3 separate regions of the Mus musculus genome follow, and all the other regions are linked to region 1. Evidence: chromatin loops called from intact Hi-C (ENCODE). Cell type or tissue: left cerebral cortex. All regions are shown on one strand. Links, peaks and the distances in the headings refer to the core of each region. The heading gives the core; the rest is flanking DNA.

Region 1 (5,514 bases), core at 159-5,158:
CAGACGGACACACACACTCACTCTAAATAATAAAAAATGAAATGAAGAGAGTGACAGAGACAGTGACAGAGAGACAGAAACCAATATTTTTGGAGCCAAAAGGTTTATACTTTATCCAAACTCACCTGGGACTAGAGACTGCCCCTTGAGGTTCCTACCCCTTCTTCTCACCCGAAAAAGAAGCACTTGTGTAGGTTCAGGAAGAGAATCTAGACCTCGGGTTTTTGTAGTCTACAAGGCTTGACTTCATATTTTACTTAAGTAAACAAGTATGGTCAGTCCATGTTCTCTTAGGACTCACGGTGTCTTTGTAAAGACACATATCTAAAACTACCTCCACATTGAGGTCAGAAGTTTAAAGACAAGCCAAGGTTCTCTAAAGCTGGGGTTAACAAGTACTGGTGGAGCCAAGGGTGAGAAGCAGGTCCATGTAAACAGAAGCACAGTTGGGAGGCCTGTGCACGGCCTTGTCAAGCCAGCTTCAATTACCAGATAATAATGATTTGTACTAACACCTGTTTCAGAAATAGATCTTCAAGTGTATCCAACCAACTGTCCCTTTTATCTCAGGTGAAGAGGATTCCCCAAACTCTGGAAAAGTGACTAAGCTCAGGTATCAAAGAGCCCATGCATTATCATACGGGGAGAGGGGTTGCACCTTCCAAATGTATACTCCATAGCTTTGACCAAGATGATGATCCCACTAACGAAGCTAGAAGTTACAGCGCTAAAGCAAACGCTCTTGGCGAGAGCCTAATATTTTACAATAACAAAATCATGCTCTAAAAACTATACACTTAAGCCAGACAGTGCAATTCTCAGCCGCACTCCCAGGCAGAAGCTCCACCTCCACCTCCTAACTGGATGCTGTGTTGTGCTCTCTCCATCCTCCGGAGGAAATGTCTACAGGGCTTCTTATGCAAGTTCACCTCACCCCATCTATAGGTAGCACGTGGGTACTGAGGGAAGCCCTTCCTGTTTGCTATGTTCCCCAGACATTTACCCAGTTGGGGTCCCCCCCCTTTAGCTATTTATGAATACACTTTAATTTAGAACATACAAATTTAACGTTATAATTTAAGCCAGCCAAACCACAAGAAATAACTATAAAGCCAAATTTCAATTTCTTCAGCTAATAAGCCTGCCTACCACCAGGGCAAGACTTGGGCTACCTGTGATGTTTTACTTGTAGAACAAAAGTAAGGAAAATGAATTGGGGTGGAGCAGAGCACACCTGTCATCCAAGCCAATCATGAGGCAGGGGACCACAAGTTCAAAGTCTGTTTGAGCTATAGCGTGAGGTCAGCCTAGGCAGCTTAGTGAGCCTCTTTCAAAATAATAGTAAATGGCTCACTGTTTTGAAATAACAATAAATGAGGCTGGGAATGTAGCTTTGTGGTAGGGTGCTTGTCTATCATACCCAAGCCTATAGGTTTAATTCCCAAATCCGACCCCCTGAAAAAAAAAAGTACTTAACCCAGAATGTAAGAATCTGCTGTGGCCACTGATCGGTTAACTAGAGGCACTAGTTTAATGACTAGACTGTACTAGTCATTAAAAAGCCGTGCTGGGAAGAGACAAGCCAGATCTCACCAGGGGAGAAGGAAACGCAGAGGTCCGTGACACAACCCTCAGTATGACTCAGGCAGACGCACTCAGCTACAGATCTTCCTCAAATGCTGCCGGTCAACCCTTAGGCATGAACAGCCTCACACGCGCCCAAAACTGAAGATAGACTATTCTTCCCCCCTCCCAACCACCCTCCACCCCCTGCAATAGATCCCATTGCTGCCTGTTCCGGAAACCGCTCCAGCTAGCCATAAACAGCATGTCGAAATCTATGCAGCTCTTATCACCAAACCCACCCAAGAACTCCACATTCTCCAAAGACATCAAGACCTCCGCGATGCAGAGCCCAGTAACAAGCAGCTCGCTCATTCGTAGTCACCTCTGGTCGCTAGAGATCAAAGCCCACTTTCCATATTTGAAAAAAGAAATATAATAACCAGTTTAAGCCTTACAGGGGAGTACTATGTTTCAAATAAAGCAGCAGTTTGGGATAGTTTCTTCCTTTCATTCCAATTTGTAAGACGTTAAATAAATAAATAAATCCCAGCCTAGACTGCAGACGCAGGAAACTCAAGCGGGCAGCGGACTAAAATGCCTGTCATAAGAAAGCCATCTAGTGTTAAAGTTTAGAAGTGAAACCGCAGACAAAAGGAACATTTCTGGGACTATTTTGAAGTTACTGGGGAAAACCAATGAGAATAACCAAGACGCCCCGTTTTCTGCGGATGACTTGGGTTTTGGGGTGTTCTGCATTCTGCCTTTCCCCCTCGCTGTTTGGCCTTCTTTCTCAAAGCCATCCTTGCGCAGACCGAGGCAACTCCAAGCAGAACCCGAAGCGCCTAAGACCTGTTTTGACCAAAATCAGGTATCGCCCAGCCCCAATTCGTGAGGACGCACTTGCTGTCCGTTCGCCCGTGCTGACGTTGGCCCGGACTGAATTAATGTAGCCGAAGATGGTTAATGACGACAAACGTCTCCCCAAGGGGTGACGCCAAGTTGTCCTCGGCTTTCGCTCTCCGGGAGACGAGCCGAAATTGATTCTCGGGATTCTGCGACCAGGCTCAAATGAATGTGCCGGCGCTGCCGGTCGCTTCCCGACCGCGGTCCTCACCCGCGGAGACGCGAGCCCGCGCGTACAAAGGAGCGGGAGTCCCGGGGGAGCGGCCCGCAAGTTGCGCGCAGCCGGGCAGGTCCGGTCCCTGCGCCCTGCACCCCGCACCCCCCGGCACGCACCTCGGAGCCGCGGTCCTCTGGACCCCGCCAGGGCCGGCGCGCAGAAGCCAGGGCCTCGCCGCCCGCCGCCGTCCCGCGCTACCCATGGGCGCGCTCCCCGCGCGGCCGTTGCGCCCGCGGCTCGAGCTGTCGCCAGGCGCCGCGCTGCGTCCTCGGCCGCCCGGCTCCGTCTGCAGCCGGCTCCCGCCGCCGCCGCCCGCCCCGGCACCGCCCCCACGCGCTCCGCCCCCGCCTATTGGCCGGTGCCCCGAAAGACCCCACCCCGAGCGCGCCGCCCCCTCTCATTGGCCGGTGGCCGGACGGTCCCCGCCCCTAAAGCTCCGCCCACGCCCATTGGCCAACCGGACAGGCCCCGCCCCGAGCGCTCCGCCCACGCCCATTGGCGCGCCTCCTGGCCAGACTCGCCCCTCGCGGTCGGGCGCGCGCGAGCGCGAGCGTCCTCGGAGAGCGATTCTCCAGGTCGCGGCGAGCGCGAGGCCTCGGCTTACGGGGACAGGCGGCCGGCTTCGGAGTGCTCGCGAGCCCGGGTGCCCTCGGAACGACCGGTGCTCTCCGGGTGTGGACTCTCATTCGTACATGCTCGCACCATGTCCGGACCCTTGAGAGTCACCACGGCCTGGCGAAGCCCGAGGGACGGACTTGACGCAAAAGTGCAAGCTGTAGTCGCGCGGGCCGGGGAACCTGAGCCAGGAGCGATGCACGAGCGGGCCCACGCCTGCTCTCGGTGTTCCGGCCCTGTCTACCCCCTTTACCCCCAACCGCCGGGAGCCTCACCTGCGGCCGGCTGCAGAAGAGCGGCGTTGGGCTCTATTTTGAGATGCACGGGCAGGAGGAGTAAATAAGGCCGGAGCAGGTGGCAGAGCTGGCTCCACCTTACGTCCCCAGAGTCCTGAAATGGTTTGTTTGGGACTTTGAACTCCTCCCTGGAAGAGATAATGTTAATAATGTTATCTCTCCTTCCCTGTCGCAGTGCTTCCTACTACGAGCACACATCCTGGTGAAGTTTAAACAGTGGGTCCCCACCCAAGCTGCATTTCTCTGCGTGCACATTGTCCAATCTCTTATATATCATTTTAAATACAGGTGTAATGCGTAGGAATGGGCCTTGTAAAACATGCCAGCAACCTGTATATGACATTATGCTCCTGAGATTTCCAGGTTTTGAGGTCTTTCTGGATGGTCTCCCTATACCTACCGTTTGCAGAAGTTGTGTATGCATTCCACAAACATGAAGTCTGAGAAAAGTCCTGTGCTGCAGTGCTTTCTGGGAAACTTTTTACCAGACCCTGCTCTGTGCTTGGGGGTGAGGTGGGGGAGGGGGCAGATTAAACCGGGGCAGAGACTGTGGAATACAGCGCCAGAGAGGAAGGCAGGGCGTGGCTGCGGGCTCAGGTATCTTACAGAAACAAATATAAAATGCCTCTTTTGGCGAAGGTACGGAGATTGCTGGGGTTTCCAAGAAAAATACCAGCCATGAGGCATTCAACGGAGCTTGTCTAAAAGCCAGCGTGAGTCAGATTCCTCAGAAGTTAAGGGCGTTCTCTGCTTTTGCCAAGGACCTGGCTTCTGTACCAGGCTCTCAGTGGCAACTTACAACCATCTGTAACTCCAGGTTCAGAGGATCAGAGGCCCTCTTCTGGCTTCTCTGGTCATTGCAGCCATGCTGTGGACATACATGACTTCAAGCAATCTCTCAAGCAAATGAAAGCTAGAGTGAGCTACCATAGGTTCGTCATCTCCTGTTACTGTCCTGCGAGCCTCCCTCTCTGCCCTTCAAAGGCCTCATTACCCTGGGAATTCTTAAGAAAACAGAATCTAGGAACTCTCGCTCTCCAATTCTAAACTTTTTTTTTTAACTTCTGATGAAGTAATTCCTACATCAGTCTTTTTTTAAAGATTTATTTATTATTATATGTAAGTACACTGTAGCTATCTTCAGACACACCAAAAGAGGACACCAGATCCTGTTACAGATGGTTGTGAGTCACCATGTGGTTGCTGGGACTTGAACTCAGGACTTTCGGAAGAGCAGTCTGTGCTCTTAACCACGGAACTATCTCTCCAGCCCCCTACATCAGTCTTAAGAGTTCAAAGAGGGGCTGGAGAGATGGCTCAGCCTTAAGTGCACTGGCTGCTCTTCCAAAGGTCCTGAGTTCAATTCCCAGCAACCACATGGTGACTCACAACCATCTGTAATAGGATCTAATACCCTCTCTGGCATGATGGTGTACATGCAGATAGAACACTCATACATTAAATAAATAAATCTTGAGAGAGAGAGATCGTTCAAAGAGGTACCAGCCAATCTGCCTGCTGCTTGCATCTGTTTACCTTTTAGCTTAGTAAAGCCAGTTTGGTTTCCTTAACAAGCCCCAAGATTTGACCTACGAGGATACTTACAGAGCATTAAAGTTCAGTGGCTAACTTAGTGAAGATATAGGGTGCCACCTTTATTTCCTCCTTTCCCTTTTTACTCCAGCCTTTCCGATAAAGCCTTTCTTTTTATACCAAATGAATAGTCGTAATTTGCAACAAACAGGTGTTGGTTTTATACATAGTCCAGGGCCTGATGTCGTTGGTCACCATACGAGGCTTCAGGACAAGGGGCAGTTTGAGAGCAGATGGGACAGGAAGGAATGCCAGTGGTGTAGCTTGGCTGAAGTGCACTTGCCTGACATGTGTAAAGCTCAGAGTTCTACCTTTAGCTCCAGA
Region 2 (5,514 bases), core at 404-5,403, 120 kb before region 1:
AACCCACCCTAAATGTGGCCAGCAGCATCCCACACACTGGGTCCTGGACTGAATAAAGAGGAGACACTGGGCTGAGCACCAGCGTTCATCTCTGCTTCCTGACTGCAGACACCACGTGACCTTTTCCTTCCAAAGTCCTCCCCGCCACGACAGACTATATCCCTCAAATCACAAACCAAAATCAACCCTTCTTTCCTAACCAGTATAGGGACCTCTCAGGGGAGACCTGTGCCTTCTGTAGACATTAGAGAAGAACTCCTTCTCACCAGGAGATAGCCATGAACACAGCCAGCAAATGACAATAAGTTTTAGCCACAAGGGAAATAAAGACAGGGCACCCGGTGTGGGGCAATGTCACTTGGCCTGCCTGGGTTCCATGAGTTAAAGTGGCACAGAGAGTGACCCCTTGGTTGTATGTCCTACGAGGACGTAGGTCGACCTTACTGGTCATACCCAGCACTCATGGCGGGCACTGTTCTTCAGTGATATCCAAGAAAGGGCAGAGGGGGGCTCCAGGTCTCTCTGGTGTCCACTGCTCAGGAGCAGAGGCCTGTCACCAGAAACCAGGGGCCGGCATGCACCACCCCTTGGGGACAGGCCTTTCAGAGTTCTAGGTCCCACAGGACTGTTCCACTGTGGTTTGTCCATCTATGCTCTGTGACTGGAAGCTCTGAAAAGCTGGAGAGTGACCCAAAGCCCTGGAAGGACAGCACCAGGGACAGGGAGCAAAGGTGAGCAGAAGCCACACCCCCTGATGAGACACACTGAGACACACTGACACACGAGCCTCTTCTCTGAGTCTCGCAAAGAGAACCCAGAAACCTGAAATTATCAGCTTTTAAACCAGCATATAGATAGACAGCTGTCAAGCCAGAGTACAAAACCATGCGCAGACATGTATTCTGTATCTATATTTAGGATAAAATCCCCTTATATTTAGCTCCTCTTTACCCCCAACACTGGGGGGCTGCATACACCACAGCCTCGAGATACTTCATAAACAAATCAATTAATTTTGAGACAGGTCTCACTAACACGCCCAAGCTGACCTTTAAGTGGAATATGCCCCAGGCAGCCTTGATTAGCCTCTGAGTAGATGGGATTATAGGCCTGCACCATCAGGCTTAGTCAGACACTTACTTAAAAATCCCAACTGGGGGCTGGGAAGACAGTTCAGCATTCAGGAGTGATTACTGCTCTTCCAGAAGACTCAAGTTTGGTTCCAGCACCCACACTGGATGAATGACAACTGCCTATAACTCTAACTCAAGAGGGTCCAACTCCTTTTCTGGTCTCTGTGGGCAATTTACTATGTGCACATGTTCATGCACAGACCCCAAACCAAATTCCTGCAGTACATGGCCTGCCATCAGGCTTCAGGGACAGAGATAGTGTGATGGTGTTCACAAGCTTACATAAGGGAGTGAGGTGAGTCCCCAACAAGGAGCTGCTGCTGTGCCTTCCCTCCTCCAGGGTCTACAACGGTTTCTGACAGGAATGGTGAGATACTTCATATATAAGTGAGTCACAATGCATTCACAGATAACCTGGGACACAGGTGGCCTGCAGGGTGGACATGGCTGACAGACACTGAAGATTAACTGGTTTGCAGCTCTCTATCAAAAGATATCAGGGTCACAGGCTGAGAGGGGAGGCAAGAGACACACAACTCAATAGCAGAGTTCAGGAGATGAGCACTCTCTGTGGGATCAGATGGCTGGGCAGTTAGCAGTGACAGCCTCAGGCCCCACCCATACTGCAGGTGCAGTTTGGCGTATGCTGGCTTACCTGGAGTGGGAGGAGACCTCACTGAGGTCACCCATGCTACCGTCAGCAGCGCTGCTGGAGATGGCAGAGGCATAGCCATGCAGGGCATACATCTTGGCAGGGTCATCGTCAGCTACCGAGACATCAGCAGCATCTGCCCACTGCTCAGCCCGGCTGTGCATCAGGGACCTGCTGCCTGTCAGATGCACTGGGCCAAGGATGGTGGCTGGCATGCACGGCGTGGTGTCGATGCCGCTGTCGGTGGACGCGCCTTTGATGTAGGTCAGTCCCAGCAGCTCGGGGTCCATCAGGTCCCCTGACCCAAAGTGCTTGTCATCACTGTTGCTGGAGGTGTTACTAGACAGAGTGTTGCTGCTGGAGTGGCTGGAGCAGCTCTTATCCCCAATCTGGAGAAGAGGATAGACAGACGGCCTTTGGGTAAACCCCCATATACTGATCACCCCAAACATTAGGCTATAGCCAAGGCTTGGGTTGAATTTTATGTGCTCCCTAAGTCAGCAATAGATATAGAAATGGATTTTCTCAATATCCTAGTTTTGTGTGTGTGTATACACATGTGTGTCGATGTTTGTGTGTGTGTGTGTGTGTGTATGTGTGTGTGTGTGTGTGTGTGTGTGTGTGTGCGTGCTTTGCTCCTTTGGGTACCAGTCTATTTCCTTTTGGAGTCAGTATCTTTGACTTTTAACTTCCAGCTGGTAAGTCCCAGGGATCTGTCTGCTTCTGCCTGGTCTCATGCAGAGGTCCTGCCTCTTGCTTCCTCCATCACTGACAGGAGCTTAGCATCCTGTCTTTAGTCAATCACTGGTGTATAACACACAAATGTCACTGACAAGGATTATATAGATGGAGAAGGATATAAAACTCAGGCAGAGGAGGAGATCAGTTTACATTTATAAACTTCCTGCCATTTACAGTCAGTATAGCATTTCTCTTAAAGACTCCAAGTTTGGTGAAGGAGACCCAGGTCTGAGTCATAATGGTAAAACGTCCAGTTAGTCCCTGGGTGCTTTCTGAGGTCATAGTGCCACATGCCTCCTGTGCAGAGAAGGACTCTGCAACTGTGAAGTGCCCTGCAAAGAAGCACGCAGGCTCTCAGGGAGCTAAAGCCAAGTGAAGTCCCAAGAGGAAGATTCCAGACTAACTGTCTGAAAATCACCCATGCTGTAGGGAAGACCAATGCCAAGACAGAAGAGATCCTCTCTGTCACTGTGCCCAGACCGACTCAGCTGTCCCAGTTCGAGAACCAGTAGGACCAGGGCTTTGGAGCCGGGACAATGCTCCTGTCCAGGCCATTTCCTAGGGGCTTGGCCATCTCTCTTTTTTTCTCCATCCTCCTGCACCTTTATGCAAATCCTGGCTTCTCTGGTTTCAACCTGGCCCCTCCACAGCCTGTCTTCCTCTACAGAACTACTCTGGACGTCTGTAGACGCAGATGTGAGTGGACTCAGGAAGTGGCTCAGGCCAGGTCAGGGCTGTGGCTGCAGGAAGAATGGCTGTGCGCAGTTAGGGGAACTGCAAAGCTCACTGATGTGCCAAGGGGAGGGAAGAGTGTTGCCCAGGAGTTTGTAAGTTTCTTTCACCTGCACATTTTCAAACCACCCAACTGCAGCTCCTTTGTAAGGAGTCTCATTGAAAGCTGCTTCTCCTACAGGACTCCCCTCATTTTATGGTATAGATAAGCTGGTCTGTGGGATTAACAAGGAACCTGCTGTCAGTGGACTCTCAGCAGGCTGCTGGGCTGCTATGGTTACGGACATCTCAGTGACATCAGCAGAGGGACGTTGCTGCAGCTCCTCTGGCGAGAGGGACTGTTTCTGTTTCCACTACTGCACTGTCCCACTAAGTAGCTAAATGGTTGACCAGCTAACCCTGGGGGCAGGATCTCATCACTATCACCGTGAACAGCGAGGTTGGCAGGGTGACGTGCATGTTGGCTTTAGCAGGAATCTGCTGTAGTCTTTCCGTGGTCCTTCATGAACTGAGAAAATAAACAAAACTTACCCATTTCCCTTCTCTTTTTATCCTCTTTTATGAGTGTCCTTTGTGGAAAATAACACGTGTCTGATCCCTGCCACAGGTGTGCCACCTGCTGTGTGCTGGAATGTGTTTATGTTCTCAATCACTCCCTGCCCTACTCTGAACTGGGCTGAACCCCACACAGCACTGAACACCACATGTGGGCACATGCTGCCATACTGTGTGCTGGGCTGTACCCCACACTCTCAAGCATGGAAACACCATATGTAGTCCTACTGGGTACTGAGATGCATCCCATGTTCTAGAGCACCATGGACAGGTGTGCTGTGCCACCCTCTATATGCTGACACACATCAATCCTGCTACAGGTGCGATCGGTCGTAGATAGAGGACTTACATGAGATAGCTTATTGGGGGACTCTTTGCAGCTTCCGTCTTTCTGCAGCACTCTTTCCTTATAGGAGCTCAGGACCTTGGAAGGTGGGCCATGCCATTTGGTTTCTGTGACATTAAAGAGAGTTGAGCACACAATTTCCAGTGTTAGCAAGAGGGAGGAAGACAGGGTTCTGATGGTTTGAAACTTTACTATGACTTCCCAGGTTATCAGCAAGCACACGGGAGGCAGCAGAGTCCCCACACAGAGGGACAGATTTCTCCAGGCATTATAACCAGTTATCTGAAGCCATGCTATAATCATAGCTACCCCAGAACCAGCCAGCCACCCACAGGCACCTCACATGGCTCACAGAGAAACTCATCAACTATGGTTGTCCAAGTGAATGAGTGGAGACAGGGAGAAAGTACAGGTCAAGGGGGGCCCTGGAGGCCCGGTCCCCAGGGCTGTGTTACCTGGAAGCCTGCCTCCCTCCAAGAGGTCCTCCTGCTCCCCGGTTCCATCGCACTCCACAGAGCCTGGGCCCTGGTGCTCCAGCAGGAGGGGTGATGGGCACCTGCAAAGAGGGAGTCCGGCTATTCTTTTCTGACACCGCCAGCTAGCAGAGGACAGGACGGATCAGGTATGAGATGGCTGAGGTTTCCTACAGAGGCTACCACCATTCCAGGGCTGATGCTGTCCTAGGAAACAGTCCCCTGACTGTGGAAACACAGTATCCTGGTCGATCTCTCCAGGGAAAAGGATGCTGTTTCACCAGGTCTGACACACAGCAAGCTTCAACAGATAAACACGCACCACCAGCGTCAAGGCCGCAAGTCCTCCAGCTCTGGTGGAGCACATGATCGGCCTTACTTTTGACTAAAGCGCATGGCACTGATACATCTGAACACTAGTGCATGTAAAGAAAAGAAAACCTGATTCAGTCTAGACTCTGCCCTGATGGCCTGTGTGATACGGGAACTGGAAAAAGGAAAACATAATCTTAGAAATGAAGGAAGTGAAGGCAATGTGCTTGTGCTGCCGTGTAATGCCATGAGCTGAGTCCACCGTGGGTCTGAGACTACACAAGGCTTCCCATTTATATAAGAACAAATCGAGGCTCTGCTCTCCTTGCTTAGCCATGGCTTCACTTAGAAAAGGGATTTGCTATTTAGCTGTGAAGAATTCTGTCTGCCATGTGAGATGAAAAGCATGGTATCCAAATTGGACAGCAGAATGCCTGGCCTGGAGTTCTGCTCTGCACCTGAAGACAGTGCCATGATTGCCATGCTCTTCCATGGACAGGCGTTTTCTGTCCATGCCAGCTGAGGCCTCCATGGATGACTGTGTTTTGTCCACAAAAGGGCCCAGCTGTT
Region 3 (5,514 bases), core at 404-5,403, 180 kb before region 1:
CCATCACACTGCCCCACTGTCCTTCACACTGTCCCACTGTCCTTCACACTGTCCCACTGTCCTTCACACTGCCCCACTGTCCATGACACTGCCCCACTGTCCATCACACTGCCCACTGTCCTTCACACTGCCCTACTGTCCATCACACTGTCCCACTGGCAATCACCGTGTCCCCCTCTCCCGCCACACTGCCCCCACATCTTATAGCAGTGCCCAGCTTTTTCTTCTGTCCCACAGCTGCATTTGGTGCTTAAGGAGATGGGAATGGTATGGAAGTTTGCAGGGGTCACTGCAGATGGCAGGAGCTAAGGCATCTGAGGTTAGGAGACCCAGTGCCCAGCTCCCCCTGAGCTTCCCTCATTCTCAGGGAAGAGACTTGCCTCTTAGATGAGTTGCAGTATTTTCAGGAGCAGAATGGATCTTCAGGAATGGACCTGGTGTTCACTCACCGAATTCTCTAGAATGTTCCAAGCCCACATCCCACACAGTGGACACCGAAAGGGTGAGTGTGCACAGCAAAGATAAAAATCACCTAAAGCAGAGAGAATTGCTGTGCGTGAGGGGCACCTCTTGTAATTCCTAAACTATGGCTAAGGAGAATGTCAGCATTTCGTTGCCTTCCCTTCCGGCATCTTCTCAGAGTTGAATGGATTCCAGCAGGTTTTCTCTAAAGCCTCATCAGGAAACCTCTGTAGTTAGGTGAAATTCATCAGGGTTTAGAATGAGCCCAGATTTCTGCAAATTCTTATTTTTTTCACACAAGGCTGGATGATTGTAGCTTTGGGACATTGAGATGCAAATGATGTACGAAGCCTGACATATTTGCACGTGTGCCTGCTGAGGTTCACACAGCTCAAAATAAATAAACAAATAAAATGCTGTCACCTGGGCTGTTGAGAGAGGATGAGGAGGCTAACGTTACAGAGCTTTGGGGGACAGTGGGAAGATTCTTCACGAGATCTTCAAGACCTTGCAACAGAAATCTCAACCCAAGTCAAACAAAGCAAAGACTGACCTGGTCTGGAGACTAGGCATGGAGACCAGGCATGCAAACCAGTCATAGAGACCTGGTCTGGAGACTAGGCATGGAGACCAGGCATGCAAACCAGTCATAGAGACCTGGTCTGGAGACTAGGCATGGAGGCCAGGTATGCAAACCAGTCATGGAGGCCTGGCATGGAGACCTGGCATGGAGACCAGACATGGAGACCAGACATGGAGACCTGACATGGAGACCAGACATAGAGACCAGACATGGAGACCTGACATGGAGACCAGGCATGGAGGCCAGGTATGCAAACCAGTCATGGAGGCCTGGCATGGAGACCAGACATGGAGACCAGACATAGAGACCAGACATGGAGACCTGACATGGAGACCAGGCATGCAGATCAGGCATGGAGACCAGACATGGAGACCTGACATGCAGACCTGGCATGGAGAACTGGCATGCAGATCAGGCATGGAGACCAGACATGGAGACCTGGCATCCAGACCGTGCATACAACCCTGTCATGGAGACCAGGCATGGAGACCTGACATGCAGACCTGGCATGGAGACAAGACATGGAGACCAGGCATGGAGACCTGACATGCAGACCTGGCATGGAGACAAGACATGGAGACCAGGCATGCAGACCTGGCATGGAGTCCGGACATGCAGGCCAGACATGCAGACCTGACATGCAAACATGACATGGAGACCATACATGCAGACCAGGCATGGAGACCTGACATGCAGACCTGACATGCAGACCTAACATGGATATCAGGCATAGAGACCTGGCATGGAGACCAGGCAGATCTCTCATGTTCCTGACATCTGCCTGAGGTCTGATGGATCCATCTTCTTTCCTCTTTGCCTTGCAAAGTTCTGGGGAGGACCTTTGATGTCAGCCCTCCCCCCTGCTACTCACTCTTTGCTTGATGCCACAGACATGTTTGTCCACCAGGGCTTGTTGTTAGGACTCAGGACTCCAACTACCGAAGAGAGGATGAGCAACAGCCTTGGACCTCAGGCCTTGGAGGGTGAGGTAGAAAGATTGATGTTTCACTTTGATCTTGAGCCAAGATGAACCAGAGAAGGGCTTTGCTTCCAATGTGCTTGCCGTGCCCACAGAAGGGCATTAAAACCCTGCCCTCTGCCCAATCAGGCCTTATGCAAGATAAGTCAGGCTGTTCTTGTTAGAAAAGGACAGCAGGCCTGCTCCTGTCTGGCAGCTGGTGGCAGATGACATGCCCGGTAGCCTTATGAACCTGCATAGCTCCTAGACCTAATCTTGGGCGTGTCATGAATGTCAGGGCCCTGGATGGAGGTCCATTGGTTTGATTTAACTGGCTCTGTGTGGTCTAATGAGCCAACACTAGGCTCTGGGCTCCAGGGTCACCACTATGGCCATGGGCATGGAGAACACATGTCTTCTTGGCCCACACCTTCATGCATGCTGAGTGGGTACAGCTCTATCCTCAGAGTTGAGAAGCCTTCTGAGTACTACGTCTTGCCTTCAAGTTCTTCTCAGACACGGCTTTCAGTTTGCCTAGGACTTAGGAGTTGGCTCTAAGGAACTTGTAGGCTAGCAGGACACCTGCCCCTTCCTTGGCCTTCCTTCTCCATGTCTGTGCTGGGTGCCCTAGTTTCCTGCCAGTCCCTGAAACCCACCATGGCTTCCTTGGCATCCTCGGTGCCCATTGGGGGACATGGTTTGGACTTCCACTTTCCTTTCTGTTGCTCTCTATAAGGAAGCTCATGAGGGGTCTGTTTGCCATGGTCGGGTGCAGACTCTCTAATAGCACTTTGTGTGTATGCCCTCCTATCATTACTAACACGGTCTCTCTATGGGCAGCTCCTCCCCCAACTCCTGCCTGCTCTCTCTGCTCCCACACAGTTGGCACAGTTATGACCAAAGATCCTTGGCACATGCTTCTCCCAGCCCTCCTGTCCCCTTTGTATTTCACAACTCCCAGTTTCTGCACCATGACAGACAGTCCTCTTTTACCCCCTTTCCTTTCTGGCTATTTCCCATTGGTCTCCTAGAGCTTGCCTCTGCAAGTCAGCACACACATTACAGGCGCTCAGTTGGGGCAAAGCCCTGGCCCAGCCAGCCCGTGGCAGAAGGAGGGGCTGAGAGATTTGGCCAACTGTTTAGCAGATGCTGTGGGAGGTCCCTGCTCCCCAGCAGGCAGGGGTGGGAGGAGCATGATTGGCACCTCCACCCACAGGCAAGGGACTGAACAGACTCCATACAAGGGAGGTGCCTGCTCCAGAGAAGGAAGGCCAGAGGAAGAAGGCCCAGTCCCACTGACATGGCTCTCGTGCTTTATCAGAACACATGGCTTGTCCTGGTCCTCTGAATTGGCAGGGACCTATGCTGACCTCACAAAGTCCCTGGGTACACACACTGTGGCGTTTGTGCTTTCTACATCGGCTATGATATTTACCAAGATGTTCGTGTCGCTGGGAACAATCAGACCATTCTAGAACTAATCAAAGCGCTACATTCTATTATAAACGCCTGAACAGATGAGCCTGCTGCCTGGAGTTCTTTTGGGGGCATAGGGGTCCCCAAAAGGGAGTTCTTGGGTTATAAATATCTCTTCTCTGCAAAGGCTGCTTGCTCTCTCTCTCTCTCTCTCTCTCTCTCTCTCTCCCCCTCTCCCTCCCTCCCTCTCCCCTCTTTCCCCCTCTATACTGAAACACCCCTGTGTCTAGGAGGGGCTTCTAGTGTAGCCAGAAGAGGCACAATCTTGCAAGAAAAAGAAAAAAAAACTATGGTACAGTAATCTGGAGCTGGGGTGAGGAGCAGAGGTGGGGTGGAGAGAGGGAGGGGGGAAGAGCGGAGTGGGGAGAAGAGAAGGAGAGAGGGGATGAATGAGAGAGAATATGTTGGTACTCAACTTGCTTTCTCTTTTTTATTTAGTCTAGGACCCCAGCTTGTGGGACAGTGCTTCCCACATTCAGGGTGGGTCTTTCCTCCTCCGTTTAACCTCACTGAAAACTTCACAGACACACCATGCTTCCATGGAGATTCCAAATCCAATTAAGTTGACACTTAAGATTAAGGTTAGCACATGACTATGGCATGTCACAGCCTGTGATGACTGTCTGTGTTGTGAACTGGGAATGGGAAGTGGCGACTAACCCCACGGGAAGCCCCGGTTAGCAGTAGCTCCTGTGTAACATTGTCCTTGAGTTAGGCTGGAAGGACACAGATGAGGAGTGGTGGTGCCCCTGTCAAGTGTAGAGAACACTCAGCTTATACTCTCAGTCCCGAGGTACCTGTGCCCTGTCTGTTTTTTGGTAGGGGTGGGGTAGGGTGGGGTGGGGCAGGGCAAGAGAAATGGGCAAAACAAATCCCACAGATCAAACTCTGCAACCAGTTAGCAGAAGTTCAGCAGAGGTCCTGTCTGCCCCTGAGGATGTGTCTGCCTCCACCCCCACCCCCCATCCCCCCACCCCGTCCCCTGGAAGGGGTTCTGTTGTGCTTTTGCCTTCTTGGCTCCAGTTTGCTCCTCCCTCCCAGCCAGGTGCCTGGGGAGAGAGAAATGAGAAGCCAGTGGGCACTGGTGGGAGCATGGGTTGTTCATTGGGGTGTGCCTGAAACATTCTCCCCTGTACTTTCTCCCACACTCAGGAGACGAGAGCTTAACCTATTGGTACTTCGGGGGTAATGCTGTGCACACTTCAAAAATAGAATCTGGAAGCAGATAAGTGTAGATGGTTGAGAATAGGATTCGATTTTGTGAAAGTTGTCCTTGGACACATGTGTATGTGTGTGAGTGTGTATGAGTGTGAGTGTATGTGTCCGAGTGTGTGTGATTATGTGTGTGCGTGTCTTTGTGTGATAATGTGTATGTGTGTGAATGTGTATGTATGTGTGTGTGTGAGAATGTATATGCGTGTGCATGTATGTGTGTAATATGTGCCTGTATGTGAGTGCTTGAGAATTTGTATGTGTGTTAGTGTGTGCACGTGTGAGTGTCTGTGTGTGTAAGTGTGTATATGAGAGAATGTGGGTGTGTGTATGCATATGGAGGCCAGGGGTTGACAATCCATGTCTTCCTCAATCACTCGTCACCTTATTTCCTTGAGGCAGAGTTTCTCACTGATCATGAACCTTGCTCCTGTCTCCAGTAACACTCTGCAGTGTTACAGTGCCTGGCTGTTTGTGTGAATTTGGACCCTCATGTTTGCGTGGCAAGCGCTTTGCATCTTAAGCCATGTCCCAGCTCCAGGTATAGTCTTGAAGACTACAGCCATATTTACACAGGTCTTCCTCTACACCATCTGCATGCTCTAGTTTGCTTTGCCCATTTGTCTTAGTCAGGGTTTCTATCATGACCAAGAAGCAAGTTGGGGAGGAAAGGGTTTATTCAGCTTACAATTTCACATTGCTGTTCATCACTAAAGGAAGTCAGGACTGGAACTCAAGCAAGTCAGAAAACAAGAGCTGATGCAGAGGCCATGGAGGGATTTTACTTAACTGGCTTGCTTCCCCTGACTTGCTCAGCTTGCTT

The links. A loop is a pair of places that touch in the nucleus more often than their neighbours do. Peaks named below come from ENCODE experiments on the same cell type or tissue, not always from the same donor. Only the 100,000 strongest peaks of a DNase experiment are listed, where the experiment ranks them.
Region 2: a loop joins it to region 1, with 2.6 times the contacts of the local background. A loop is called at or near these places in 11 of 42 quality-filtered maps.
Region 3: a loop joins it to region 1, with 2.2 times the contacts of the local background. A loop is called at or near these places in 2 of 42 quality-filtered maps.

Annotation. Positions count from the first base shown.
Region 1 is chr8:125,566,853-125,572,366 of GRCm38, forward strand. Sipa1l2 (signal-induced proliferation-associated 1 like 2) reads right to left here and starts at 3,011. Exons shown (of 22, transcript NM_001357372.1): 1 at 2,803-3,011. In left cerebral cortex, for the core only: CTCF peaks have their summits at 971, 2,183 and 4,436 (motif pointing left); DNase peaks (open chromatin) are centred at 887, 1,703, 1,921, 2,177 and 3 more places; H3K4me3 peaks cover 2,838 bases; H3K27ac peaks cover 2,185 bases.
Region 2 is chr8:125,445,719-125,451,232 of GRCm38, forward strand. It overlaps Sipa1l2 (signal-induced proliferation-associated 1 like 2), which reads right to left. Exons shown (of 22, transcript NM_001357372.1): 13 at 4,615-4,715; 14 at 4,163-4,266; 15 at 1,789-2,174. Among named protein-coding and RNA genes, the nearest start is that of Gm30713, 63 kb to the left of the region's middle. In left cerebral cortex, for the core only: no CTCF peak of the experiment used is centred there; a DNase peak (open chromatin) is centred at 3,528.
Region 3 is chr8:125,382,718-125,388,231 of GRCm38, forward strand. Gm30713 (a long non-coding RNA gene) reads left to right here and starts at 3,167. Exons shown (of 5, transcript XR_879356.2): 1 at 3,167-3,771; 2 at 3,918-4,060; 3 at 4,632-4,653; 4 at 5,094-5,232. In left cerebral cortex, for the core only: no CTCF peak of the experiment used is centred there; DNase peaks (open chromatin) are centred at 700 and 3,169.